Linked DNA regions of Mus musculus: region 2 is linked to region 1. Evidence: chromatin loops called from intact Hi-C (ENCODE). Cell type or tissue: left cerebral cortex. All regions are shown on one strand. Links, peaks and the distances in the headings refer to the core of each region. The heading gives the core; the rest is flanking DNA. Region 1 holds the start of Gm13963 (a long non-coding RNA gene). Region 2 overlaps Fmn1 (formin 1).

The links. Peaks named below come from ENCODE experiments on the same cell type or tissue, not always from the same donor. Only the 100,000 strongest peaks of a DNase experiment are listed, where the experiment ranks them.
Region 2: it touches region 1 in a loop (4-fold over the local background); 5 of 42 quality-filtered maps call a loop at or near these places.

Annotation. Positions count from the first base shown.
Region 1 is chr2:113,378,207-113,395,020 of GRCm38, reverse strand. The region is part of intron 2 of Fmn1 (formin 1); the gene reads right to left. Gm13963 (a long non-coding RNA gene) reads left to right here and starts at 3,259. Exons shown (of 2, transcript XR_003954049.1): 1 at 3,259-3,910; 2 at 7,350-7,582. In left cerebral cortex, for the core only: no CTCF peak of the experiment used is centred there; DNase peaks (open chromatin) are centred at 6,815 and 7,472; H3K27ac peaks cover 1,784 bases.
Region 2 is chr2:113,330,363-113,344,432 of GRCm38, reverse strand. All of the region lies in intron 1 of Fmn1 (formin 1), which reads right to left. Among named protein-coding and RNA genes, the nearest start is that of Fmn1, 9.7 kb to the right of the region's middle. In left cerebral cortex, for the core only: no CTCF peak of the experiment used is centred there; DNase peaks (open chromatin) are centred at 5,565 and 8,326; H3K27ac peaks cover 622 bases.

The sequences.
Region 1 (16,814 bases), core at 4,082-12,081:
CTTTCTTCCCCTAAATTCCTATGTTGAAGCCCTTGTCCCTCAGAATCAGTGAATAGTGGGGTTACAATGAAGTCTTTACAGTGTTCCCGAAGCCAAACTGACTAGTGTTCTTGACAGAAAAAGAATATTGGGACTCATAGTCCCCAGGTACTCAAGTCCACAGAGGGATAGTCACCTCACCAGGCAGTTGTCCACAGTCTACGGGAGGGACCGGAGTTTTAATGGTTAGGGTCAGTGCCCTAAGAAGCCATAATTGGGTACTGATCCTCAGTACACTAATCAAAAGAGCCAATGTGACCCAATGAAAAGAGGGACTGGGAGATCCAGCGATTCCCCCAAGCCTATCCTTGGAGTCCTGGCCTAAGGTACACATAGCTCAGCAATTCATCCAGGTCAGGTTATAGCCCCACCCCCAATCCCCATCTATTTCTAGGCTCTGGGATCCTGCAAGACTGGCTGACAATCCAGTGGTGTATAAGTCTCCATCTCTTTCCTTTTCAGATTTATTTATTTATGTATTTTCTGTGTTTGAATATATCTGCATGTCAAAAGAGGGCATCCAATCCCATTATACATGGTTGAGGGCCATCATGTGGATGATGGTAATTGAACTCAGGACCTCTGGAAGAGCAACCAGTGCTCTTGACTGCTGAGTCCCCAAATCTTTTTTCTAGCAGCAAGCTCCCTCTCTGGCTGGAGCTAGGATTGAAATTTCTGAGACTCCCTGTGATTCTTGGCATATCTTTTTTGTTTTGTTTTGTTTTTTGGGGTTTTTTGTTTGTTTGTTTGTTTGTTTGTTTGTTTTTTGAGACAGCATTTCTCTATATAGCCATGGCTGTTCTGGAACTCACTTTGTAGACCAGGTTGGCCTCGAACTCAGAAATGCGCCTGCCTCTGCCTCCCAAGTGCTGGGATTAAAGGTGTGCCACCCCCCAACCCCCCCAGCCCCCCCCAAACCCTCCCCTCGGCTTCTTGGCATTTCTTGATTTAACAATTCAATTGCCAAACTGAGGGACACAATGTCTCTTCAGAATATCCTCCTTCCTTTCAGGTACGTGGGTTACAAAAGGAACCTCCCCTGCTGGCTTCATGATCTCCAACTTACAGCCTCTAGAACAGCAAGGACATAACATTTCTGTGGTTTCAGCCACCCAGTGTATGGTATTGTCACAGAGTGTCATGGCAGCTCTAGCAAACTCATACAAGTACTTACTGTGGGGCACACACTGCACTTAAGCTGTAAATGTCCTATGATCAAAATACATTGTATAAATGAATGAAATTTTAAAAGAATAAATAAAATATTAATTAAAAAAAAAAAACAAGTGCCAGAGTAAATAAGCTAGAGGTTATACTGTCAAGAGTTCATGATCTTGTAGGAGCCCCACAAAAGCAGCTTACAGCTGCCTGTAACTTCCGTTGCATGGGATCAGCCATCCTCTTCTGGCTGTCAGGGGCATGCTTGACATATACACAAATGCACACAAGTAAATAATGGTGTAAATACAAGCAATCATGATAAAACACGTTAAGTGCTACAGAGGGACAACTGTAGAGTACTCTGTGCACACCGGAAGACCATGCAGGCTAACACGGGGATAAGTATGAGATGTGGCTTCTGGAAAAACATTTTTGACTCAACTCTCTTCAATCCTCTGTGCCAGTCATTTGAGGTCAGTCTACTGACGTTTTCTCTTTCTTATTTATTATAGCCACTTATATCATTAAGCAACTCACTGCATTCAGAAGACTGCTGAACGCTCAAATGTGGCTACACATATGGAAATATGTACATACTCTGCAAAAACCAAGCATTTAAATCCAGATGTGCCATATACACAACCACGGGACTACAGAGGCCAAAGCAGGAGGATTCTGAGTTCAAGTCCAGCCTAGGCTACATAGCAAGACACTGCATTTAAAAGGCAACCAACCAATCAACTAACAACCAATACGTGTTTTAAATATTTAAAACATATTTTAAATGCTTAGGTACGAACATAAGCATCATGAAATTGTTTAGAAATGTTAATATATGAAAGCAAATGTCAGCATATGAGAACAAAGGTCAACAAAAGCTAAGAATGCAGCAGAAAGCTTTTAAACATTACAGTGAGCCCAAATCTATAACATGTATAAACCTTGATTTTTAAGGGATTCTGATGTCAATAAAACACTGAGCTTTGGTTTTTATAAGATAGATGTGCATTTTAAACCATAAGTTATTAAGTGGTATTTATTCTTAAAAGAATACATTTTAGTTTTATTGTCAAAACACCCAGTGTATTAGGATTTGGTCACTAGCTGTGTTTCTTATGGGAGCTTCAATTCCCTAAGCTTCAGTTTTTCCACATGTGAACAAACAAGAACAAATGGAAACGCTGCCATGGGGCTGAGAGGCGGGTCAGATAAGATGACTGACAGCTATGAAAATGTGTGGCAAAGTACACGGTGTTGTATTAAAATGAGTGTGAGTGGGGCTACTACTTTTACTGATTCAATGGCACTCCTGATCAACTCAAAGGCTATGGCACAAGGAAGTAAAATTTTAAGATGCCTGCTTACCACAGGTCATCAGCATTAGCTCACTGTGTGTGAGCAAGGCCAGCTTGCTCTGAGACAGACTCTTGGGGCGATGGACCCCATAATTATAAAATCTTTTATAAGCTGTGAATGTAGGGTACAAAAGTCTCTGCCTCCCTCGGCACGCATCCTTCCAGACGCCAAGGCTGAGGGGTGATGCAGTGGATGATTAGATCAGCTTGGGCCACTGCTCAACCAACACACCACCAGGAAGCCGATGAGCCTGCAAGCTTAGGGACTTAGAAGAATCAGTGTGAAAAGAGCAGCCAGTACATCCTAGGAAAATGCCCTTGCTGGGTAATCCAACCCAATGATGGAAGCACTCTGCAGTGTCGCTTGATGCTACAGATGCGAGAATGTGCTCTAAAAAGCCCTGCCTACAAACAGCAAATAGACTGAGTACACGTCATTACCTTGACCCTCTCCATTGGAGAAGAACAGAGATGAAGACAACCAGGGTCTAGGACGTGTTCTGAGGGTGCTCTTTCCTCTACCCTCTCTGCAATCATCTAGACTGGTTAGAAGACCAGAAATACTATTTCCCATATCTGGTTAGACAGAATATTTTCTTTCCCTTCCTTTCTTAGCCTGTACCAGTCTAAAACTTCAAAGTGCCACTTCTTAACCTCGGTCACCTTCTATTGTGACTATAAATGGTTCTAACTGAGCAACATATGAGCACGGGACTATTTTCAATATAGCATCCTCCATGCGCGCCGGGCACAGTGCAGCTGCAGCTCCCCTCTAGCAGTTTTGCCTGCTGTCCTCTCTACTGTGCACAGATGAAACGCTATTTTGCACAGATGCTCTGTTTTTCTTCCATAGAACTCTGATTTGACACACTGTGGATAGAGTGGTATTTCGGGCTCCAGGTTTGAAGATGCCCAACTTATCAGGTGACATTACCTTTTCCCCTTATGCACCCCTATATTATGTCACTTGACAAAGGAGCCTCAGCTCAGCTCTGATTTGATATTGTGAGACACAGACATTTCCTGTATTACTGACTTGCACACCTAAGAACAGAGGGGACAACTGCTCACCAACCTGTCTCTCTCTTCTTTGAAGCATCCTCCTGAAAACTTCCAGAGCCTTAGTGATTAGCTTCCTAGCACGCATACGATTTCCTCTGCTAATTCTGTATAATGGCACAACTTGAATTCTTGCTCTACTGTGTCCATGTCTTCCAGAAGGGGGTCATGTCCTGCCTGGACCTGTATGACTTTAACACCCTCTAGGAGACTCCTCAAGTATCCTACTGAGAGAAGACAGGAAGGGCTGTTAAGTCTGTGAGCACACACCTCCCTCTACTGGACGAAACATGAAGGTACATAGGAAAAGGACCACAGAACTCTATAGACTAGAAAAGAGTCTCTTGTTCACTGCCCTGACTGTAGATGAGCAAGTAGAGGCCCACCATGACCTTAAGTCATGGGGAGTTGGGGGAAGAGTACCACAGCTCTGTACCAAGTGTTATCATTATATAAAACTATGCATTCCTCCACAGTTCAGTTTACCAGATCTGTGCATGAGTTCATGGGGGAGGGGGTATTCACATTATAAGTTAAAACCTTCTCTGGTACAACCACCAGCTACAACTCAGAGTGTTGTAAGACAGAACAGTGTTCTGCACTTGCAGTCAAGAGCTGGGGACCCATCTCTATCACAGCATCAGCAGCCTCCATGAGCCCAGGAGGCTGCTGTTAGGACAAGGCTGCACTTCCATTGCCTCTCTGTACCATGAGTGAGTGAGAATAGTCTGGAACTAGGCCTCATCATACAGACATAAGAGCTGTAGGATTCTCTGCAAGTGATGGTGCCCAGCATACAAGCAAAGTCATAATGGCAGTGTAGGGCAAGAGTGCCCACTGAAATGCTCCATATCTGTGTCCCAGTCCTGCCTCGAACACCAATCAGCTGTTGTCTGACCCTAGATAAGTCAGCTCTTGTCTCCAGAGTTCAAGCTTAAGAAGAAATGAGGCTGTGTCTGAATGCCCAAGTTTCTGTATGTTGATAGCTAATGATAAACTACCAGGGTTGATATTTTCTCATAAGGACCCTAACAGCTCCAGGAGTACTCTGATGCATCTAGGAGATAATCAGGGAGTACTGACTATTCTACTTGTTTTATAATAAATGCAACTGAGTCTATACACTGAACTCTTTGCTCAGAGTTCCAAAGAGCACAATTCAACATGTTAACTTCTCACATGTTTGGTGAGTTAACTATCAGACGAGGGCACTACCATCATTCTACAAAGCCTTTATAAGTCATGGCATAAAACACCTGAAAACCACTGTCAGTGGTAAGTACACCCAACAATTTGACCCAATTAATTAGACAGTTGGCTTCACTAATCTTAAATACAAAGTGTAGGAATTCATACAAAAGGCAAATCGAAATACAGTAGGCATGCCACGGGAGATGTATGATGCTTGCCCAAGGGGCAGCAGCGCTGAGCTAACAATGCTTGATCTCCGTCCAGGTCACCAGATAAACAACAGCTCCAGGGAGAAGCATATGCTTGTTGGAGAACAGTTTCAAAGCAGGGTCTCTACTCAGCTGTGTCACTGCTCACAGCCCACCCCACCCCACCCCAGTTCCACATTCCTTCTGTAGTCACTGCAGATAGGAGAGGAAGCAGAAGTGCATAGGGCTAGGCTTAGCACAAGTCAGGTCAAGAGCAGGAGCCCGGAAAAGGAGGGGGCCAGGAAAAGCACCATCCCATATGGTGGCTTAACTTGCCTGACACTCAGCTACCTTGCCTTTTATGGAAAATCTACAAATGCATTGGTCAGAAAATCTAAAGATGCATTGGTCTCACAAAGTTTTGCAATTAAAATAAAGGTCACTTAAATGCCTGAAATATTCTGTTCCTAGTTCTTCCTTCAAATTACCCTTGAATATTCTCCCTCCCTGCCTCAACTCACCCTCTATTCATATTAATTAACTAATCTATCTATCTATCTATCTATCTATCTATCTATCTATCTATCTATCATCTATCTATCTATCTATCTATCTATCTATCTATCTATCTATCTATCCATCTTTGGTTTACCAAGAAATGTTGTTAAAAGTGTTAAAAGTCCAAATGAAGTGTAGTTTGACTTGAACACAAGATTGGTAAGACCTAAGGAGTTAAAAATACTAAGAATTGGTTAGTACCAGAGGTTCCTCTGGGCAACCAAGTCTTTTCAAGAGGCCAATATAACATCCCTGGACTCTCTTCCTCTCTTAATTCTCTGTAGAGCCATGTCTCTCAAAATGGACTGCTGATATTAACTCCTGGTGCCAACTGAAGATTTCCCAGCAGACCCTTCAGAGGGCATGCAGTAGAACCTGGTCAGGGAAGAGAATCCTGCTCAGCCTGCTTGCCCACTCTGGCCTGCTTCCCTGTGGCACCTGCTAGAAAAGAGCCTGCCCTTAGATGTGAGGTTGGCAGTTCCCTTTGGAACTGGGGGTGTCTTGGCAGATGCTTGTGAGGCTCGGGAAACCAAGGACTCTGCCTGCCGAGCGCCCTGGGGAGCACTGATGCCCCCACAGGAATGCCACTAGAGTCAGCTGAGTGGCTTCCTCGTGTTTGCAAAACATGTAAAACACATTAAAGTGGAAAGAGTTTCCATCAGCTTCCCTACCAACACTAAACAAGCTAATTTACAGGTCAAAAGGCTACAGATTTTCCTGCATTAGTTGGAGGTCACAGCTGATGTGTTAGTTTATATATTTTGATATTTATCCCTCCAGAATGAATGTGAGCTCTGTGAAGACGGGAATTAGCTTTGCTTTTCTCTGTTGGGTCTATGTCTATTATACCTAGAGGGGTGATAAACCCATGATTATGTTATTTGATGAATGACAAAATGAATTTTGAATGTCTCATAATTACAAACACAAATAACCACAGTGATAGAGCTGTGTACATGGCTTAATTTCACAGTATGCCATTTCATAGTTATAGGGACATCATAATGTAGCTAAGGAGGTGGGGGCACAGGTGACAATATCAGAGTCTTTTTTCCTTAGTATGTAACCTTCCCTATTTTGGCTCCACACTTATTCAGATGGAGATGATCTTTGTCTCAAAGATAGGACTGTTAGGAGTCCTTGAAAAATATTGAGGCAGTGTATGTCTCTTGAAAAATTATGAAAAATACACATTTTCACGAACATATGCCATCCACCTACACAGACAAGGACAGAAACACCCGCAAAAGCAGAGACAGAAGGAAGGTTGGGGGAGGGCTTCAAATCTTCCACCTCCTGGATCTGCAGAGTGGCTCTCAAAGTGTGGCTTGCTAATTTTATAACCTATTTCAGTATGGAAAATTTCTAAGCAAGTGCTTTCCTTGGTGAACAATATTACAGCAATTTCTTCCTGAAAACAGAGAAGCAAAGATCACTGTAAGGGATCCATAAAATTTGACACTGAAGAATAAAAAGGGTCTAGATAGTATGGACAGGGTCAAGATAGTATACAAAGGGTCTAGATAGTATGAAAACAGTCTATAAAGTCTAAAGCAATACTTCCTGTTCTAATTTTTATTACCATTTAAATTTTTTTCTATTGTTTGAATACAAGTCCCTTAAACTCTTCCTGGAAGAGAGTAACACTTAAGAAAAAAAAAGGTATAAATATGCATACCCACCTCGGAGAGATTTTTATAAGAATCTGTTGACAGTGCATGTGAACATGTTCTATGTAAACAATAAAATATGCAGCCACAGATGCCTGCATTTGTTGGTTCTTTTTCTTTTCTTTCAGTCTTCAGCCAAGACTACTCCTGAAAGTGTTTTGAAGCAATGGGACCTTCATGTCTGCTATTTGCACATGCTCTGCAAGAGGTATAGGGTGTTTGGGAATCCCTACCCTAAATGAGAAAGGTAGCTGAGCCATCCTGCCAGACAGACAGCCACACTGTTCTTTATGTGGCTGACCTTATGGAAACAGGGACCCTCGGGTACTGCTGCCTCCTAAGAGACTGCACTGTGTGGCTAGCTCAGCAAACTGGCTCCAGGTTTTTACTCCAATCCCTGTTTCCTGTGAAGGAAGGCATGGTAATCAGATACCTATAGCATCGCAACTGCAGATGGTCAAGTTCCAGTTTGATTCTGCATCCTGCCAGCACTGTGGGACCCAGGTACCTGGCTTTAACGTGGCTGAGGTGATGTCATCTTGTCCTGTTCTTACCTGTCTCCACTTTGTGTTTGCTTAGGGCCTTGTGTCTTTTCAGCTCCTAATTGCTCATCAGTCACATATACCTTGGCAGTACATTTGCGACTTTCCATGATTATGGGCATGGCCCAGAAGTATAACAGCTGATGTGCTCTGCCAAAACAAATGTTATCAGGCTTGTCTGACCCACACCTGACAATGATGTCATTCTGGCCTTGGTGATTTTTACCTTTATAAATGCTGTACCTCTGAGCTTTAAGACTGAGAGTTCTTTGGACAAGAGGTCACTCTTGGTTGTTCGCTAATAAATGACTCTAAGTTGCCCTTCTATTCATGGTGGTCTGTAACTTTCTCACCTGGACAGTTTCATTTCTCTGACTTTCTTCCTTTATAAAATGAAGGCAGCAGTAACTCTTGTGTGGATTGAGGTTTGAGTTACCTATAGTATTTATAAAGTGTCCATTTAATACCTGGTATCTATGAAGCTCTGTCTAGTAAGTGTCTATTGTTACTGTCACTGCCACTTGGGAGCCAATGTTCAAAGGCATGGATGTGGTGGTACAGGCCAGGTCAAAGTCAGTGATGGAAAATGGAACAGATAGAGGAATACGAGAAGAGAAATGGATGAGTGTCAGTGCTGGGACAGGTCTCCTGGAAAGGCCGGCTATGGGAACACTGTCATTGGTGCTGCGGTGTTAGATTCCTATCAGAGGCAGCCTACAGATGAACAGACATTCAGCAGCAGCAGCTCTTGGTCACTGTACTCTGCAGCTGTTGCTTCTTGTCCTCCCGAGCTTCCTGTTTCACTCCCTCTTGCCAGCACAACATGGCTAGAGCAGGTTTCCTTACAGTGGGATCATTTTCTCAACCCTGCCACCCGCTTCCAAGCACATCTTAAGTATCTCCCAGTGCCTTAGCCCAATACCACCCAGGCCTCTTCTCAGCTGAACTTCAACATGATAGAGACAACTTGACTTAGCGTAGCAACTCTGCTTTCCTCTGCTTTACTACACGTTGTAGTTAATTTTTTATCATTGTGATCAGACACAATGAGTAAAGGAGGCAACTTATAAAAGAAAATGTTTATTTAAGGCTTATAGTTTCAGAGGATTAGAGTTCATGGTCACCACTGTGGGACGCAGAAGCAGGCAGGAATTGGAGCAGTACCTGAGGACTCACATCGTGAGATACAACTCCAAAGCAGAGAGAACTAACTGGGAATATTGAGGGTTTTTTTTTTTTTAACTTCAAAGCCCACTTCCAGACACACCCCCTCCAACAAGACCATTCCTCCTAGTCCTTCCCAAACAGTTTCACCAACCGGAGACCAAATATTCAAAAATATAAGCCTATGAGCGAACATTCTCATTTAAACCACCACATTCCACTCCTTTGTGGTCACATCATAGTGTAAAATGCATTTAGTACAACTTCAAAAGTCCCTCTAGTCTTTCATAGTCTCAACACTGTTTAAAATTCCAAGGACTCTTCTGAGACTCAAAATCCTCTCTTAATTAGATTAAGTCCTTAGTATTATCTGATACTAATTTATAGGTCATGCTCAATTTATGTGATTGTCTCAAATCTGTATTTTTAGAAATGGGTTATTTCTGCCATGTGTCAGACCAAGTTTATACATTTCATGTGGATGCTATGACTCTTTTTTTTTTTTTTTTTGGTATGCAAGAACAATTTGTACTCTCTCTTCCCTAAGCTGTGTCTAGTTTAACTAGTTCAATAAATGCATCAGAGTCCTGCCTTCTGGAGTGATACAGATTGGATGCAAATGTTTCCCTAAAGCTCATGTATTAAAAGTTCGGTCCTCAGAATGGTGCCGCTGGGAGGCAAAGGAGCCTTTAAGGTGAGACAGGATGCCCTTCGGTCTTTGGAGGCAGCCCTTGAAGGCTTGCCTCTGAGTCTCTTGTCTTCTCCTTACTTTCCTTTGGTTCCTGACCGTGAGATAAACAGATTTTCTCAGCTACATGCTCCCCACCACTGCCATTTGGCACCCCTAAAATCAATGAAAATAATTCTTTTGTACATGAAGCCGTGAATTCACTGGAATGGGCTCCGGCAGCTCAGGCTCCTTCCTGCTAGTTCCCCCAAAGTCTGCTTGTTGGGCTGCAGCAGGCTGACGCTTTGTTGTGACCAGGTGACCGGGCGCCTTTCTCTTTGGCTTCTTGCCTTTTTATTTCATTCTTCCCACCCATTTCAGAAAGCTGTCTTAGCTCTTACGGTGCTCAGGGTGCGCAATATGCACTTTACTTCTCTTGGGAAGAAACTTCTCTGGAACTTGCTTGTCTGCAATAGCACCAACGGCGTGCTGCGTGACACTGCAGAAGATGCAGTAGCACCAATGGCATGCTGCGTGACACTGCAGATGATGCAGTTTGCCGTGGTGACATTTATAGGGCACTCTTTTTATTTTACTTCATTTTATACTATATCCATTCCCTTGATGTCTATAATACCATTATTTTTGCAGACTCACATATAAGTGGTCAAGAGAACAGCCCTGTGTTCTTTTTCTAAGGCACAGAAAACATACAAGGAGAGCCCCTTCCCTTTATGTTTGTCATTTTGAGAGTGCCTGGAAGACACCTGCTCTGTTTGAATGATGGGATTTTTTTTTTATTTGTTTGGTTTATTTTTTTTTTTTAAAGACTATTTAGCTGGGGCTGAAGAATTATAGCAGAAGCTGTGCATGGTTCAAACCAAGGTTTGTATCTTCTCACAAAGAACTATATGTAACATATTGGTCCTGTAAAGGTTCGATGTCCCAGTGTAGGGGAATGCCAGGGCTGGGAGGTGGGAGTGGGTGGGTGGGTGGGTGGGTGAGGGAGTACCCTCATAGAAGCAGGGGGAGGGGGATGGAATAGGGGGTTTCGGAGGGGAAACTGGGAAAGGGGGTAACATTTGAAATGTAAATAAAGAAAATACCCAATAAAAGAAAAGAAAAAAATCATTACCTATTTTTCAACAGTCCTTTATAGTAAGTCACTTTTCTTGTACAGCTCACTAAGCCACACGCCTGACACCCAGTCACTTTCTTAAGGACAGGGAGTCACTTTACATGCTCAAGCCAAGAAGAGGAAAGGATCAAGATTTTCCAGAAACAAGGCTGCTCTCTACTTTGAAAGCCACTCCAACTTACCTAGTTCCCAGTAGACCTGGCCTCCAGCTGACACCAGTTAGCATAACTCCCAGGGGACAGGGTAGAAACTTCACCAAACTCAATAGCTGAGAAAAGAAAACAGATGTCCTGGAAGGAAATGGGATGCAATGGATGAAAGTGACCAGTGACCAGAAGGAGCCCAGAGGAGACTTCTTGGGGATAAATTCTAAATCTGAAAACCTAAAAGCACAGATGATCTTTTTAAGTCATTAAAATGGTAGATTAGATGCAAGAAAATGAATTGACCAACTGACTTTCCCAACAATAAACCATAAGTATAGAAGGTTCTTTTTTGTTTTGTTTTATATAAAGAAATAAAATCCAGAAGTCAAAAACAAAACCAAAACTAGACTGTATGAAAGGTTCCCTTCAGACTATCAAATTTTTGAATGCACTCTGGTGGGCAAGGCACAGACCCCTGGAGTAAAGAGTAATTCTCTGTAATCAGGTTTGCAAAGACAAGACGTTATAACAAATGGTAAATACTCGTGACTCTCAATCACTCTGTCTTCTGCTTTTTTGTTTTTGTTTTTAATAAGTCATTGGACTTGTAAGAAGAAGAGCTAAGCTCTGACAGTCAGCCAATTAACAATACATTCTTTCAATCTCTTTGCTTAATGATATGGAGAATTGAAGAGAAAGAAAGAACACAGGCCTGCTAGCTAGCAAGTATTGGAGGAATATAACTGGGAGTGCTGGAGGACTTCTACCAACATTAAAAAAAAACAATATTGGGCTGAAATATTTGAGTCTGAGTAATACCAGAGCATTGATCAAAACCTTAACTTTAGATAAGAATTTTCTTCCGCAGGAATAAAATCCTTGAGTGATACAAAGTTAATATTTGTTGAACTAGTACTTAAAAATAGTACTAGCAGAAGAAAACTTTATTATTAGCACATTTCCATGTTTTTTTAAAAGTTAGTAGAATGCATGAAGTATCCTTAGTAAAGCAGCATTCCAAGGAGAGGTAATGGTTATTCAGGGCCTACTAATCCTAGGTATGAAATTCTTAGAACAATTAGATAAGGCCTCTTGGTTTATTATAACAAAACCCATGGCAGGAACTATTCTTTAACTTATGAACTTAAAATGACAACAAAAATTATTTGACAATTAACAACTATACACAGCTCAGTTGAGATTAGCCTAGACAGATGATATGCAAAGAAATATACATGGTAAATGATACTTCAGATTTTGACATTTTTTCCTTTATGAATGCCATTGCAGGATGTCTATGAGAACTCTGAACTTTGGTCAGGTCTGATCTGGAGTCGTCCTCTTCAATCGTTATTTAGCTATTGTGGACAATCCCTGCTACAGTCGCATGCCATGTTTCATGGTTTAGTAGCCCCTTCCTATCTGAAAAGTGAATAGAAGCTGGAAATGATCAGTTTTTACAGATGAAACTGAGTTAAGTCCTTCTCAGCACCAAATCCTTGTCACCATTAAAAGGGAGTCTGCTTTGCCTCAAATGCTCCATGAAATGTTCACTATCTCTTGGTTACAGGCTGGGAGTACAGACAGGAAAAAGAAAAGGCATAACTCTAGACTGGAGAAATGCAATTTTCGGATTCCAGCCCCTTTGAATCCATCCGTTGGTCTTTTTGAGTACTTTCAGACAACCCCAGCAACCCATTTGCTACGAGTTCTTTTAGATAACAGTTGCAGTGAAGAAAAGCAGAGAAATTACTGTAGAAATCAGAAGCATAACTCTTATCATTGCTGACACATCCGATTTATGACTGCCTTGACTATCCTGTCAGAATCTCAGTTCTTTGAAAACACATCCTCCTTAAAACACAGCAACCTAGTTAGTACTTCCACATCCTGGGGAACAATATCGTGTACTAGCAGTCGAAGCAGGAATGCCACCAGGAGCGGTTCCTCCTGGCACATGCCAGTGCTGTGACTGACACTGTGATGACCATCTTGGCGACATCCTAAGAACGCTGTGAAGTATGTGAAGTATGTCATTCCCAGCACAGAGAACCCTGACACTGAGGAGACTTTCTCTAACATGTGATACCTCACAGCAGCAGATTTGCAGTTCCCTTCATTCTGTGATGCCTCCTTTTCTCGTTATCCAGCCAAGCACACAGAAACAACAGTTTAAGCAGCTACAACTTTATAAATTTAGATAGAAGATAGTTCATGAAGTGAATGAAGGATAGGGACACGAATAGAAGAATGTTAGTGAACCTTAAGGCCCTTCTAGAATGACCTTGTAGCATCTTAAACATGTATTACTTTCCAAAAAGTTACATATGAGTCATAATAAAAGAAAACCCATTTATTTCTTAAATCACCCTTTGGGCATCAGGTATCTGTGGAAGATAAACAGATTCTGAACAAGCACGCTGTTATTAAAATTGAAGAATTCAGAGGCTTAGAACTAGCCAAGCATTAAAGAGTCACTGCCCTTAGAGATTCATTCTAAGCTTCTCATTTGCCAATTAGCAAAAAGAAGTCTGGGAATATTACAAATGGTATTTCAATGACTATGTATTACACTTAGAATTTTGTGATAATATAAATACTGAACAAGGAGTATTTTTTCAAAACCTTACCTCTTAATCCATACTGAGTAAATATCTGGACGTTATATATTAAAGTTTTTTATACCATTGGATGTAGGTACTAGTGGTGATTAACTATTGATAATAATATTAAGGGTATCAGTAAATTGGTTTTAGGGCTGGAGAGATGGCTCAGACCTTAAGAGCACTGGCTGCTCTTTCAGAGGACATGGGTTTGATCTCCAGCAGCCACTTGAAAGCTCCCAACTCCTCCTTCTGGCCTCTAGGAGTGCCAGGCACACACATGCTGCACAGAAATACATTTAGGCAAAATACCTATACACATTTTTAAAATGTTTTTTAAAATCGCGTATAGAGGAAATTTTAAGATTCAAATAAATACTTACGATACCTATCATAGTACTAACTCCAAGTTACTAAAGATCCACATGCACGTCACGTTACCTATTCACTTGTGGTAGGGACATCCTATGGAGAAGGGGGAAAAAAAAGACCAAGACTCAGCATCTCCAGCCACTCAACAGCGCAAGTGGGTGGATCCTTGAATTTCATCATCTACAACATGAAGGCACTAGCTGAGGGCTCCCCAAACAGTATTTATTGCATAATCACTGGGGGAGAAAAAAACAAGTACAATTAAATCAACTGTGGAGCTTGTAGAACTGCCATTGGCTTTAGAAAAAAAAAATTGGAAATTGCTAAAAATTCCTTGAGGGTATGTGCTTCCAAGGTCTTATTCCTGAGGGTGGCCATCTATTTTTTTTTAAACATATGTCAACATATTTTATCTCTCAGGCAAAGTATATTCTACTCATTTTTCAGGATTAAAAATAAGCCTGATATTACCTCCAGGCAGTAATATATTTGAAAGAGGAGCACTGAATGACAAAGACCTATTTTGTCTCTATACTATGTTCTACCAATGGGAAAAAAGAACCAAGTTATCAAGTGACTCACTTTAATTAATTTGGATGTTCAGAACACATTTAAATGCATGATACATTGTGAGTGGTGATCACTCAGGAGCCCTTTACAAATAGAGTTAATCTTGCAATAATGTTAGGAGGTATATTTCTTAAAAAACACAAAAACAAAGTAATCATTACATAGCATCTGTGTTTTCGGCCCTCATCTTGAAGAGTGTGACCTTATAGAAAAGCCATTTGGAACTGGTGAATCCTCTCGTTCAATCAAATGCCACCCCGGTGGCTGGGAAACAGATTAGTTGGTAATGGGTCTGCCATACAAGCACAAGAATCTGCCTTTGGATGCCCAGCACTCATACAAAAGACAAGGTTTGGTGGCTCACGCCTGTAATATTAACAAAGACTAGAGGTAGAAAGAGGCAGCTCCTGGGGGTCTGCCAGTCAATCAGCGAGCTCCAGGTATAGTGAGTGAGACGGCCTCAAAAAGTAAGGTAGAGAGCAATAGAAGAAAACACCAAAATGGCCTCTTTCATCTACATGCCCCGCCCCCATACCCACTAATGCCACACACTAGGATAAGTACCAATGATAAAACAGAATAATTTCATACACTGATTATTAGCCTTTTGTTATACATACAGACAAGCTGGAAAAAGTTTGTTTACTTCTCAGTGATACATTACTCATAATTGGCAGAGTTTAATTCAGAGATTCTGACTTCAAGACAGCGGTTTAGTGAGTGGTATGGTAGGGAGCCTGGCTTCCTTCCAGAACAGGGGCCCAGCTCAGCTGAATAACTGTGTGGACTATGGCCTACTTGGCAAACATGGGGGAAGGTGACCAAAGACTGCTTGTGTCCTCAGAAGGCAGATCTCTTTCTCTGAGAGAAAAACCAGATCAATGGTCATTAAGACATGAGTTTTCTCCAAAAACACAGAGGCTAAAATTGAGCAGCTTTTGCAATGATAAGACTGGCAGTTTCCTGACAGAGGCCATTCATGAGGCTAGTCATACATCACGCCATTTTTCTAGACATTTGTTCTTAAAGACATGAGGAAGCTGACAGGGCTGTTGCTTATAAGAGAAAAGCTGCAGATGTGTGCTTGTGATTATGAGGTCTGCATGTTTTTAGTAGAAGGAATCAAATGACTTAAATAGTATTTGCTGATAACATAAAACTGGTTGTAAACATGAGATAGTAGCACACCAATATGCATGTGAATCCAGTTTGGAGTAGGAGCATCTTGGACTGTAGGGCAGCAGCTGGCACTTGGCAGGCATCCATAACTTGAAGACATCTGCACTGAGGCCAGAATGGCTATCATTATGACCACATAAAAAATTGTGACCACAGCAGCAAATGACAGGCAGGGAAAATGTTCCCTAAGATCCCACCTCCTCCCCATGTAAAAGCAGTGTGAAAGAATTAATCAGTGAACTAATAAAAGAATCAGAAGCATATTTATGCTAACAAGTGTACAAGTTCCTAAATCTGATGAGACCTATAAGAGTTACTCAAAATAATTACACATAGCTAAGTGGGAATCCAATTATTTGCGGAGCATAACTCTTAATCATTTCCGTAATAAAATATTTGGATGGAAAAGACTTTCAGTTCATTTAGCGTAGCTGTATGTCAGTGTAGCTTCTGCTTTTATCTTGGTCTCTATTCAAGTGATTAAGGCAACTGCTCAATCCCAACCCCCATACTTCTGATGTAGTAGGTTATGGGATGAGCCTAACAGCATTTTATGCACTTTCTGCTTGTGGTCAATGATGCTGTTGTTCAGTGTCCACAATGTAAAAGGCACTGATCTCAGTCGTGCTGGCTCTCCCATGTGTTAACACTTCCTGTGGTCATATAGCTCCTTTCCCTTATTACTTGTGCACAATATAGGGAGACCTTTACTCAGCAATTACTAGCATAGCAGTTATGTAACATAGCCCATCAGGCATGTCCAACCTTTTGACATTGAGATATGACATTGTCATTACAAAGTTAATGCCCAAGAACCACAAAATCAAGTTACAAAAAAAAAAAAAAAAAGAACTCACAATAATAAAATTGTAAGTTTACAATTTTGTGTTGGAGCACACCCACAGGTCTCTTGGGATATGTGTGTTCCCAGGTTGGAATTCTACAACCTGTATCAGATACTGATACCTGTGCACCAAAGATACACAGGTGAGTAACAGCACAGCCTCTGCTCCCACAGAGTTCAAAGTCTAGAGAGATAAATGCTAATAAAGTTGTCTGGTAAACATTATGCATTAAATTTCCCTGAGAATAAAAGGAAAAGATGTTTATCTTACAATGAGTGAAATCAGGAGTTTTACAATGAAGAAGATGGTTAGGATTCAAATGAATTTATTATACTGAAATAGCTTTAGATTTAGAGAAGGCTTTTAA
Region 2 (14,070 bases), core at 4,021-12,020, 51 kb after region 1:
GATCAAAAGCATTGAAACTCTAGTGACACAGAGTAAAATTAACATGTTTTTAAAATTGCCTCTATTATTACAAAGCAATCGGTGTTAGCTTAAGGGAGACTCAGGGCATATCTACTCCTCCATCCCAGTATTTTCAAACCTTCTCTTCTTTAATCTGGCCATTGATTTGACATTTAACATATAGCGCCTGAAGGGCTATCTTTACGTTCCCCTACCTGGGCCCATGTACAAAGGCAAAAGTCTTCAACTGGAGATCTTCTAGGGTTTTGACATGACAGTTGAAACCAGTGCATTATGGCTCTGCAGCCTGTTCTGGGACTCCAACCTCTCTAGTCATCTGTATTAGTCTGTATTTTTTAAAATAGCAGAACTTATAGAATGAGTCTCTCTCTCTCTCTCTCTCTCTCTCTCTCTCTCTCTCTCTCTCTCTGGAGAAAGAATAAATTATTTGTTATTTCCCTTTGAGCTAAGAGCTGTGTTTTTGTATCAATAAGAAACAGACAAATGTTTCAGCAAATGTTGCTGGGCAAACTGGAAATCCATGTATAAAGAAATTAAATTAGAACCCCATTCTTACTCTATATGGCAATACATATATGTGTGTATATTGTATATATATTATATATTACATATTATATATACACATGTATATCTATTGCCATATATATATATATATACATATATATATATATATATATATATATATATATATATAACTTATAGGCTGCAGTCTATCTAACCAACAATGGTTGGCAGTGGCAGAAAGTCCAAATATCTAATAGTTGCTCAGTATACAAGCCTGGATGTCCCAGATGGTCTTACACTGGAATCCTGAAGATGTAAGCTCTAATGCTGATGAAGGAATGGATCTGCTAGCAAGGTGAGGGCAATCAGGCAAAGAGCAAAAGATTCCTTCTTCAATGTCCTTAGAAAGGCTTCCAGCAGAAAGGGTGGCCCAGATTGGAGGTGTGTCTTCCCAACTCAAGATCCAAACCAAAGGCATGCTTCTTGCCTCAAAGGTCTGGACTAGGAATAGGTTTATCCACTTCAGATGAAGCAAAAACATCTCTTACATGTGTGCCCTCGAAGTCTAGATTGTAAATCATTCCTACTATAGCCAAGTTGACAACCAAGAATAGCCATCACATCCTCTATGGAATAAGGTTTGCTTCAACCCTACTATCTTAGTTTGGGTTTTTATTGCTGTGATGAGGCACCATGATCATGGCAAGTCTTATAAAGGAAAACATTTAACTGGAGATGGCTTACAGTTTCAGAGGTTTAGTTCATTACCATCATGTCAGGAAACATGGCAGCATGCAAGCAGATATGTTGCTGGAGAAGGAGCTGTGAGTTCTCTATCTTGATATAGATAGTAGCAGTGAATACCATATTAGGCCTAGCTTGAGTATCTAAGACCTCAAAGTCTACCCCCTCAGTGACACTTCCTCCAACAAGGCGACATCTACTCCAGCAAAGACCACAACACCTAATAGTGTCTGTCACTCCCTATGGGCCAAGCATTCAAATACATGTATGTGTGTGCCTATAGGAATGGTTCCTATCTAAACCACCACATCTATTATGCCAAAGAATTCAGATGCTCAGATGCCTCTGAACTCATAGTCTTTGGGACAGAGCATCCCTGATTCCTACCTTTAGCATAGTAGGACCAAGTTCACATAGACTCAAGTTCTAATGCCAGCTCTTTCATTTTTAGCATGACAACCTGAGAGAGCTATATAATCTCTGGATGCCTTTATTTCTCATCCTTGAAATACAGCTAATGATACCTGGTAGCATCTATTGAATAGTATGGTGCCTGGCAGATAGTAAGGGTTATACAGGGATTTGCTATTATTACATTATGCTCTAGACCCTCTTATTGAATCAAATCCCAGTGGACATTGCCTCTTACTGCCAATGAGTCTTTCATGGTGTGGCTATTTTTACTATACTTCAGGTTGCTGGGCAATGGTAGCACATGCCTTTAATCCTGCACTTTGGAGGTAGAGGCAGGTGGATTTCTGAGTTCAAGGCCAGCCTGGTCTACAGAGTGAGTTCCAGGACAGCCAGGGCTACACAGAGAAACCCTGTCTCTAAAAACAAAAACAAAAACAAAAAACTAAAACCAAAACCACCACCACCACCACCATAACAACAACAACAACAACAACAACAAATTTTGGGCACACCTACCGTTTAGAGTTTCTAGTACAAGGCACATATTTCTCCCTGGGCCTCTGGACATGCTCTTCTGTATGGAATGTGATTCCTCTCTGTCATTCATATACATTACTCTGATTTTTTCCCATATATTTCAAAGCTGTACATTTTTACATCAGGTTCTATCCCTGACTGCCACTTTTGTAGAAGTGTCTCACGTGACTTTTTTAGAGCAGCCAACTCCCCCACTTCTGAGCCCTTTTTTTAAACTTGTAACCACTACTGTTGGTGTCCAGCCATATGCTCTCCACATCCACACCACACAGAGAGGGCTGCCAAGGCTTTCCGTTCAGTGGCCTTGCTTTGTCCGTGGGGACAATTCTTCTCTGCAAACGGACTGGCTTTGGAACAGATTAGAGTAGCAGACTGAAACATCCCGATGAGGCAAATTTGGGGATCCGTGACCTAAGAATCTAAATTCCAGGTCTAACAGGAAGCTACTGGGGAGTTTTAAAAGCTGGGAGAAGCATGATTTTGCTACTGTTTTGTGGGATAAAAACTGAGCAGGAGTCTACCCAAAGAAGATCTTCGACATCAGGCTCATCCACTTGGTTATCAGAAAGGGAGTAAATCTTACTCTTTCCTAGGCACGAGGCAGGTATAAAGAAACAGTGCATAAACAGGCATGCAATTTACCTGTTGCATGAACTTCCCAGAGGTGGGTGGCAATGAAAAGAAGATTCAGAAATGCTGATGTAGACTGTGAGAGAGGGCTGTAGGTGCCTTCTTAGTACCGTCATCCATTGGCCTGGAATGGCCCCAGGAGCCTCCTGGACCAGTAACCCTAAAACTGCCCCATCACCTCATGTTTCCTTGGAGCTGTGCAGACACTGACTCATTTCACAGTCTCAATGGGAAGATGGTCCAGTAAGATAAGATGGTCTATTTGCAAGTCACCTTCTCTGAACACTGACGCTCCTGTTTGCAGAGTCTCTGGAAGTACAAGTGAAGGAAGGAAGGAAGTCGCAAGAGGTGCACAGGGCAGTGCAGACAAGGCACCTCAGCGGGACCTCTGGGCCCCTTGTTTCTCTGTTCTCTTCCTGCTGAGAGATTCTATCTGCCTCCCACCAGATGAATTCCTGGGCTTTCACCAGAGTGTCTTACACTGGTCTCATCCCCTGGAAATCCTGGGTAGGCAGGTATTCTTTTGTTTGAGCATCCCAATCGTTGTATTAAAAATGCTAAAAATGCCAATAGCTGCCATTTCTTAAGCACTTAGGGAGATACTGTGGTACTTTATCTACATTATTTTACTTAATACTCTCACTGGTAACCCTATTTTATAGAAATAAAACTAAGGCTTAGGGGAGTGAAATGGCTTTCCTGATATTAGATATCTAGTAATGGAGACCCTGCACTGAGCCCCCTTCTAACTCTTAGACTGCACATACACGGCTGAGCACCTGACCTCATCGGCTCACAATCAACCAAATGCATCTCTTTCCTCTATGATCTTCAACAACCAGAGGCCCAGAGCCGGTGCCATGAATTTTACAATCAACACCTTTTATAAAACTTCAGGATATTACTTGCCGAAACTCAGCTCTGTCATGAATAAAATAGGGGCAGTAAATATCTTCCTATCAGATCAAGACAAAAATCAGGCATGTTTAATGCACTTACCACAGCAAATGGTAAAGATTTAGCAAAACACATATTTACCTAAAGTGACGATGGAATGTCAGGACTCATTTGTGGACAACGTAACAAAACAGTTGCCATGGAGCTGACTTACTATGAATGTACTGCACGTCGGTGGCACTCTCTGAGTACAGGGACTATGGATGATTTAATATGGATTTTCTATGGAAATTCCTGGTGCTAAGTCAATATGCAGTAACATTTTGGTGAGTAAACAATATTGTTAGCAGTTTAAACAATGTCTTAGATCCAGAGTGTTAGAGATACGTTAGCACGGTGGGCTGACATTTATCTAACAGTAGGAAAAATACTTTTAAATGAAGTACAAAGGAAACGTCCCCAGGGTTTACATGGATGGGAGCCATTGAAGCCCAGCACTACCAGTATATGACTTCCACCTGTTTACTCACAGCCCAGAACAGAATAACAAAACAGAACAACACAGAAGGAAGAACGTGGTGGTGGGAGTCTCTGCTCACCTTTAAGATGGTAGTACTCAAAAAATATTGTATGAGGACAACAGTGTATAAGTATAGCTTATCTTTAACCAAAATTCATATTATTTTTAGCCAGAGTGTTCAGAGATATAACATATCTGAAAATGAGGTCAATTGAGTTGAAATTTCATTATTAGTTTAGTTTCATTTGCTTTAGTTTGTTGGACTTACAAAAATTATATTATTTTCATTATATTTGTTTATTCATTCGTACACAAATATTTACAAATATCCAGGTATATAATGTCTGGAATAATATGGTTAATAATGGGAATCATCATATGAGATAATTTTTAATCATTTTCATAATCTCATAATTTTTGCCCTCATTGGAATTCTTGATAATCAACATATATTATTTTCATAAAGTGGGTTCAGGGCTGGGAAGATGGTTTACACATGCAAGTTCTATGGCCATTTCCTTTATACTGCATCTTCAGGTATTTTAACTACAGTTAGATAATGTCAACCTACCTTAACACAAAGCACTTGCCATGCAATTATGGGGACTAGAGTTTGGATCTCCAGAATCAACATAAATGTCAGGTTGGATACTGAGTTCCTCCTGGTTCCCCCCCCCCCCCCCGCTCCCACCCCCAACACACACTCAAAAGGCAGAGATTGGATCTTCAGAGCAATCTGGCCAGTTAGACTAGCAGAAATGATGAGTCCTGGCTTCAGTAAGAGACTTTGTCTTCTCATAAGAATGGAGCAACCAAGGAAGACACTTCTGGCCTCCAAAGGCAGACATACATAAATACACACACCCATGCAAATATATATGCACACACATCATAGCAAATAAAAAGCATATTCATTTAGAAAATATTTACGCTGCTATCGCTTGAAACAATTCAAGGAATCAACTCACTTCATGTAAAAATCTGCAGCCCCTGTGCTTAGCACTATCTATCATAATCATATTCTGAGAGTTATTTATTTTTTTCAATTTTTGTGAACAACTTATTGGCTGTGAACAGCTTTAATCACCGTTGACTATAATAAAAAGGATAAACACTTATTGCCTTTACTTTTGGAAATGCCTTCTGCCAATCAAACTTTGTAGCTTTTATATATGTTTTAATGAAAGAAGAGAGATTTTGTAAAACTATGTTGGTGACGTGCTATAACTCCTACAGCATACTGTCAAAGCAGGGCTGGCGTTCCTAGTCCATGAGTTAGTGTTATTCACAGGGAAAATGATACAACCTTTAATCTAAAGATTAAATGTGCCCCATCCCCTCTCAGTGCTGGCCTCTCTCCCCAACTGCAGCTCTTATGGATACCTATCCCACCTTGTCTTGAACTAACACTCTACCATAAAAGGAAACCTCATGGCAGTCCAGATAGCTCTAAATATAAATGTCTCTCTTATTCTGAGCCAAATCTATTTCCATCAATTTCTTGTTCTCATACTTGTACTGTAATCCAGCTCCTCTCCTGTCCAACCCTGTTAATCTCCTGCCCATCTTTCCTGAGATACCTCATCCTGACTCTACCGTCCCCACCTCTCAAGACATCTGTTGAATGCAAGAGATACCAGCCTTGAAAATCGTGATTATTTAACTCTTTCTGAAGGTCAAGACAGTGCCTAGAACTAAAAAAAAAAAAAAAAAAAAAAATTTAAATCATGCCAAAGTGTATTCAGGAATCACAAACTCAGTTCATGCGACTGTCACTTTAAATTATTCGATGGACACATCCTACCTAAGTGGCTAGATGCTATCTTACTATCACTTCGAAGACCTATCTTGGATTTCAGTTTCCTCTTCACCCTGGCTTTGTTTTTTGCCAAACTGGTGATCATTCTTGCATTACTTTTGGCTGAATGTGGCTGAAGCAGGGTACTGAGCCACCTTAATCAGAATCAGAAGCAAACATGATGCCATGGGACTCACAGAGCATCTCATGAAATCAGAGAAAGGGGAGAGTGAGCCAGAGGCAGGAAGAAGCAGAAGCCAAGCCTCCAGAAGGGGGCATCTCAGGCTCAAGCCTCCAGAAGGGGGCATCTCAGGCTCAAGCCTCTAGAAGGGGGCATCTCAGGCGGGAAGTGCCTGGAGCACTTCTCTATAACCTAACTCAAGTGACTCCTACACATGGCTATCCTTTAATCCAAAACACTGGTTTGGAAAAAAAATAAGTTGTGTGGCCCCCAGCTGGATGAAAACTAAATTGCTCATTTAAATAGGTGTGGCCAGGGTGTGAATATATGGACCTTATAGATCATCCTTAGATGAAGTGAAGTTTTAACAATAGATCCCAAGTTAGTGTGTTTCTAGAGCAGCTTTTTTTCAACCTGTGAGTTGTGACTCCCAAAAGACCATTGAAAAACACAGATATTTGCATTACAATTCATAACAGTAGCAAAATTACAGTTATGAAGTAGCAACAAAAGTAATTTTCTGGATGGTGGTCACTACAACATGAGGAACTGTATTAAAGGGTCAAAGCACCAGGAAGGTTGAGAGCCACTGCTCTAGAGCAGAGGAATAATCCGAGATATTAATCTATATTTTTATTTCCCTACTTTCCTCCTTGACAGTCATCAAAGTGGGCAGTTAACCTATCAGGAGAAACAGGTGGTGAATAGTTCTAGCTTTCCCCAAATCCAAGATCCTTAGAATTTCTCAGAAGAATATGAAAACTTCTTCGAGAATTTCTTGGAGGCTATTAAACAAGAGGGATATTTTTATATATGAAGAGTCCTGAAGAAACATGAAAGGATTCTCCCAGAGTTCTTGGGGGGGGGGGAGATGCAAAGACCCTGAAGGAACGTAGCTCTAAGGAGGATAGAGGCCAACTGTTCAACCTTCACAAAAAGAACATGATTAAAACAGAAATTAAAGCTGTTTGTCATAAATAAAGCGGCAAGATTCTTGTCCTCTGGCTGTCCTCACTGATGGAGTTTCTTACCTGCTAGGCTTGAATGAGAAAGACAAGAGCAAATGAGACTTGCGGTGCTTCCGCCACCCCAGTCTGGATTGCTCCAGCCCAGTGAAAGCCCACCCTACTTCTTTTAAAAATGTGCACAACAGGTTTTCAAACCCTCTTGTAGTTCATGACATTCATTTTTCTCATGCTATTCCCCAGGCCCATGACACAGCCCTCTGTGTGCATCCTTGGGCTGGACCCTTCCCTCTTCTTGCACATGTCTCCTCCCTAACAGATGTGGCTCAGGCAGAGGTTCTACCATGCCTTATCATTTGTCCAGCTTGTGACTTACATTTCATAATAGTGATAAGTTGGCAGCTATGGATAGGTTTCATCCTAAAGTGAAAATGGGTGTGTGTGTGGGGGGGGGGGGGTTGGGGGGGGGAGAACCAAGCCACTCAAACTGACTCTAGGGTTTGACTGCCCTTTGCCCTCTTCACGTTTGGATCAGTGGGGCAAATGCTTTCAGAAAGGAGCTCAGTGATGTAATGAATGAAGCCAGGGTGTCAAGTGACCTGGATCTATTCTTAGCTGTGCTACTGAACAGGAGTGACCTTGGGCAAGTCATTTTTCACATCCAAATCTCACTGTATTCTACCATGCAATAAGAAAAACACCTCGTTACCTCCTTACAGAATAATGTGGGTGTAAAAATTATGCACATGTTGCATAATGTTGGTCAAGAAAACATGTTTTCTTTAGTAATCTGTCACCGCTTTTCTTAAGATACTGTAGTTTCATGGAGTTTCGGGTTTTAAAATATTCCTAAAAATTAGAATTTATGCATGTTTGCAACGCTTAACATAAGGACTAGCTTAAGCCAAATCAGAAGGTGGGTTTAACACAGAGACAGTACCCTCCACTATGCATGAATGTGCTAACCTTATTTACCTGAGACTTGAATGGATGTCAAAGCCAGAATTCTAAAGCCCTGCCAATCGCCTAAGGATAAAAGATAGAGGAGGATGCCACAGAAGAAGCAGAGACACATGGAGATGAGGACACTGTCAAACAAGGCCAGGACTGGTGCCAACTCTATAAATGAATCCCACTTTCTGCAGATCTGTTAGCTTTTTAAAAATCTTTTTGCAAAGCTTTCCAAATCCATGTTAGGCTTAGAGTTTTGTCCTAAGTGACTGTCTTCATCTAAAAAGGGAACAGATGACCATTTCAATGAGTATACAAAGCTGTTCTTGCTTTCCACTAGATCTGTACTCAAAATATTGCACTATATTTATGGCTTATCCTGCTTTAAAGTAAAATAAATTAAAACCAGGAGTATTCTCACTGGCCTACTAGGGCAGAGAAAGTAGAATACAAGCCTAGCAAGTGGGCAAAACACTAACCAGATTGGACTTAAAACTGTGCCCTGGAGCAAACATGCTGACCTGTCTGAGTCCTGGCCCTCTCTTCTGTCCAAGACGCTCAATGTCACTTCTCTGTGCACAAGAGGGGCCCGCACAGAAAGGAACCAAGGCAAAGAGACTAAATTCTTGTATTAGGTCCATGATGAGCTTGGTGGTAGGGGGGTGGAATTGGGGAACAAGGAGGGTAGGTCTCACTGCCTGCCATTAGAATATATCTGTTAAGGATATTTTTCTTCTGTAGACGATTAGGTCTACATGGACTGTGTGTTGGAATGCTGTAAACCTAGCTCTGTTAGTATGAACGGGGCTAAGAATGTGCTCCTTGCCTGTGAACCCATCAAAGTAGAAGTACACATTCTACATCTCACCCTGTAACATGGCCGTTCATAACCTGTGCGTTGGGTCCCCTATCCTGCATATCAGATACTTACATGACGATTCAGGACAGTAGAAAACGTACAGTTATGAAGTAGCAATGAAATAATTTTATGGTTGGGGTTCACCACAACATGAGGAACTGTATTAAAGGGCTACAGAACTAAGAAAGTTGAGAACCACTGTTATAATGCTTACACACAAACTATTATGTAGATAATAAGAGACAAGGTTTTGTGGTTTTTTTTTTTTCTTTCTGGATGGGGAAATTTTACTTGTCTCTTGAGGACCAAACACTTTTAAACACAACAATTTATGTTTATTTCTCTCAGAGGTGAAATATTATTGACTATTTTTCCATAACAACTATTCCAAAATATTTTTTTAATTAGGTATTTTCCTCGTTTACATTTTCAATGCTATCCCAAAGGTCCCCCATACCCAACCCCCCAATCCCCTACTCACCCACTCCCCCTTTTTGGCCCTGGCGTTCCCCTGTACTGGGGCATATAAAGTTTGCAAGTCCAATGGGCCTCTCTTTCCAGTGATGGCCGACTAGGCCATCTTTTGATTCATATGCAGCTAGAGACAAGAGCTCCTGGGTACTGGTTAGTTCATATTGTTGTTCCACCTATAGGGTTGCAGTTCCCTTTAGCTCCTTGGGTACTTTCTCTAGATCCTCCATTGGGGGCCCTGTGATCCATCCAATAGCTGACTGTGATCATCCACTTCTGTGTTTGCTAGGCCCCGGCATAGTCTCACAAGAGACAGCTATATCTGGGTCCTTTCAGCAAAATCTTGCTAGTGTATGCAATGGTGTCAGCATTTGGAAGCTGATTATGGGATGCATCCCTGCATAAGGCAATCACTAGATGGTCCCCAAAATATTTTCTACCTCCTAGTGCAGCAATTTTACACCAGCAAAGTATAGAAACCTAGCTTTTTTTGTACTCAGAAAAGCTGACACTGTGGGCAGAGATGCTAGCACTTGGGTGGAGCCTTCAGCAAGCTAGAGTAACACCCTGTTCACCCCCTACCCCAGGAGGGTGCCTTCTCTCATTTCATTTGCACTTCATTTGCATTAGGGTCAGGTTTAGGAAAAAAGAATTACTACAGTGAACAGGTCAGTGGGGACGGTTAATCCTATGAAGCAGGCAGGTTCTCTCTGAAACACCTGTAAATTTTCTTCCCACGTTGCATAGCAGGTGCCCCGGGAAAACTCATCAATCCTGGAGGACTGAGAGTAGATGCCCACGTGGTTTCAAGGCCGAATGGCTATGGCTGGAAGCTCCTTTAACAACAGTACTGCTCTATTTGATGGAGTTTAAAAAAGTGTAGCAATGAGGTCATTCAAGGTCTCCCAGTCTTTCCCCCAGACCATGCCCCAGTGCACTCTCACCAAGATGGGAAAGCTCAGGGCTGGGCTGTGAGGATTGGACCTGTCAGTAGAGACATGATGCTCTTTCCTGTGCTGCTTTGTATCTGTCCTCCCTACACTGCTGCTTCTCAATTAATGTCCCGACCCTGATGGAAAACACAGACGCTAAAAAGTCCTGCCTGCCTCTGAAAAGTGGCCCGTGTCACCCGGAAGACCAAAGGAAAACGTGTTTAATTCAAAGTACATTAGTATTTAAGTGCAATCTGACCCTTTAGGAGGAGAAGGGGGATGATTGTAATAAAACAGAACACAAGACAAGTCACTTCTGACTAAGGTAGGGAAGGAGATATGTTGGATTGGAGAAAGGAATAATAAAAAGGGGCATGGTTACAAGCCGACTTCCTACAGAGAACTTCAGAGGGTTCAGCTTAGGAAAGCAGAGGTAGGGAGGCCCAATGAAGGCCCAGCTCCTCCACAGTCACACAGTGGATAAAGAAAATTACTAGAAAATCCCATTACCTTGAGGCTTTTTTTTTTTTTTCTGTCCACCAAAGGACCTGAAAACTCTAAGACATAGACCCGGGCCATCCCTCGGTTTCCAGCTTTTCATGCAGACAAGGTCAGCAGGCCGTACCCACCCTACCTCCTCCCACTATGGTAATTATTGTTTTATAAGGTGCACGGATTACTGCTTTCTCAGCAGCTCAGCATAGACCCTAAACACAGGGATGTTTCATTTCCTTCCAAGAGACAGCCTGTTGGTGCAGGCTCACGTTTGCTTCCCATGGTTTAGCTTCTCTGCAGAGATCAAGGATGTCAGGGGAGTGACTGTAACTTCTGTCGGTACACAGGCTGAGGCTTGCTGAGAATCAAGCTGATTTTTAAGTCAAGCACTATGGACATCCAAAAACAAAAACAACAAAAAACCAAAAACATATAGCTGATGTTAAAATTTGACCCAGAAGAAGGGACTAGCAACTCCAAATGGGATCAAACTGCCAACAGTGGTGTCTTAGTCAGGGTTTCTATTCCTGCACAAACATCATGACCAAGAAGCAAGTTGGGGAGGAAAGGGTTTATTCGGCTTACACTTCCATGCTGCTGTTCATCACCAAAGGAAGTCAGGACTGGAACTCAAGCAGGTCAGGGAGCAGGAGCTGATGCAGAGGCCATGGAGGGATGTTCTTTACTGGCTTGCCTCACCTGGCTTGCTCAGCCTGCTTTCTTATAGAACCAAGACTACCAGCCCTGAGATGGTCCCACCCACAAGGGGCCTTTCCCCCTTGATCACTAACTGAGAAAATGCCTTACAGTTGGATCTCATGGAGGCATTTCCTCAACTGAAGCTCCTTTCTCTGTGATAACCCCAGCTGTGTCAAGTTGACACAAAACTAGCCAGTACAATTGACCCCTTGTCAACTTGACACACAAAAACATCACTAGTAAGCCTCAACCCTTACAATCTTATTCATCCCCATTCTAAATAACTTTAAAAGTCCCACAGTCTTAACATATTCTTAAAATTTCAATCTCTTTAAAATATCCATCTCTTTTAAAATTCAAAGTCTTTTTACAATTAAAAGTCTCTTAACTGTGGGCTCCACTAAAACAGTTTCTTCCTTCAAGAGGGAAAATATCAGGGCACAGTCACAATCAAAAGCAAAAGTCAATCTCCAACCGTCCAATGTCTGGGATCCAACTCACGATCTTCTGGGCTCCTCCAAGGGCTTGGGTCACTTCTCCAGCCAGGCCCTTTGTAGCACACACATCATCCTCTAGGCTCCAGATGCCTGTACTCCACTGCTGCTGCTGCTCTTGGTGGTCATCTCATGGTACTGGAATCTCTAAAACACTGCATGACCCCTTCAGTCCTGGGCCTTCAATTGCAACTGAGGCTGCACCTTCACCAATGGCCTTCCATGGCCTCTCACAGTGCCGAGCCTCAGCTGCTTTGCGTGACCCCTTCATGCCTTCAAAACCAGTACCACCTGGGTGACCCTTACATATTACCAAGTCCCACTGCAGCAGGAGTACAACCTTGGCCATCTCTGGAACACAGCCTCTTTGTGCTTTCAGAAAACACTTCCAGAAGATGTCACCTCAATGATGCTGGTCTCTTCTTAATCACCGCTAATTTCTTAGCTCCAGCTAACCAGCATCAATAGTCCCAGTAATGCAAAGGTTTTGCTTTAGTAGTTCTGGTATCTTGTTAATCACAACTGATTCTTCAGTCCCAGCTAACCAGAACCACAGAATAATCAAACTCCAAAATAGCAATGTCCCTGAAAAGAGTCTTTAATTTTCCCTCTGAAACTTCACAAGCCAGGCCTCCATCTTCTGCACTGTTCTCAACATTATCTTCCAAGCTCCTACACAACATCCGACAGAGCTCTTAACAACGAATGGATCTTCAAGCCCAAAGTTCCAAAGTCCTTCCACAGTCCTCCCCAAAACATGGTCAGGTTGTCACAGGAATACCCCACTCTGCTGGTACCAATTTGTCTTAGTCAGGGTTTCTATTCCTGCACAAACATCATGACCAAGAAGCAAGTTGGGGAGGAAAGGGTTTATTCGGCTTACACTTCCATGCTGCTGTTCATCACCAAAGGAAGTCAGGACTGGAACTCAAGCAGGTCAGGGAGCAGGAGCTGATGCAGAGGCCATGGAGGGATGTTCTTTACTGGCTTGCCTCACCTGGCTTGCTCAGCCTGCTTTCTTATAGAACCAAGACTACCAGCCCTGAGATGGTCCCACCCACAAGGGGCCTTTCCCCCTTGATCACTAACTGAGAAAATGCCTTACAGTTGGATCTCATGGAGGCATTTCCTCAACTGAAGCTCCTTTCTCTGTGATAACCCCAGCTGTGTCAAGTTGACACAAAACTAGCCAGTACAAGTGGGATTACTGCAGGTTCTTCAACATCATCCATGATGATCTTTCTCACTTATACAAATAAAGTTTTAATTACAAACTTAAAAGCAAGGTCATCCAAAACAATATTTGTTCTGCAACAACATGTATGCGCCTGGAGCTTTAACATAAAATAGGCCGTGTACACTGTTCAGCAGGTCAGATCTTCATATCTCTATCAAGCACGTTAACCATCACTATGCCAAGCTCCACACCGTTCCCTTCTTCTCTTCCTTTGTGCTACCAACATTATATCTGGACATGACAAAAGACCAGGATATGAAACTCAACCCTCAGACAACCACTATATCTATAGCACCCTGTTCCTTGACCAAAGCATTTAATACAGACAGGCTAAACCTGTGGATCAAGTGCAGTTCTTTCCTGGGACTTTTCACTTAGACTTGAAGAAGGGAGCATCCCTGGGTTATGGAGCTGGAAGGATGTTTATCTAGAGTTTATGAAGGAACCGAGAGGGTAGGGTCTGTAACAGAACAGAGTAAAGTCAACAGGAGAGAGAAAAGCAGAGGTAAAAGATATCCTGCAAATAAAAATAAAATAAAACACCCAAAGACAAAGAGCTAGAAAACAGGATGGCACTTCAGAAGCCTCTAAAAGTCACAACCCACTTCCTCACTGGGATATTAGGATCTGGTTGGGTTTAGTTAGGTGACACCCAAATGCTCACTAATTTTCTTAGGATTCTTTCTGCTGGATTTCTACCCCATACAATAGAAAATATCCT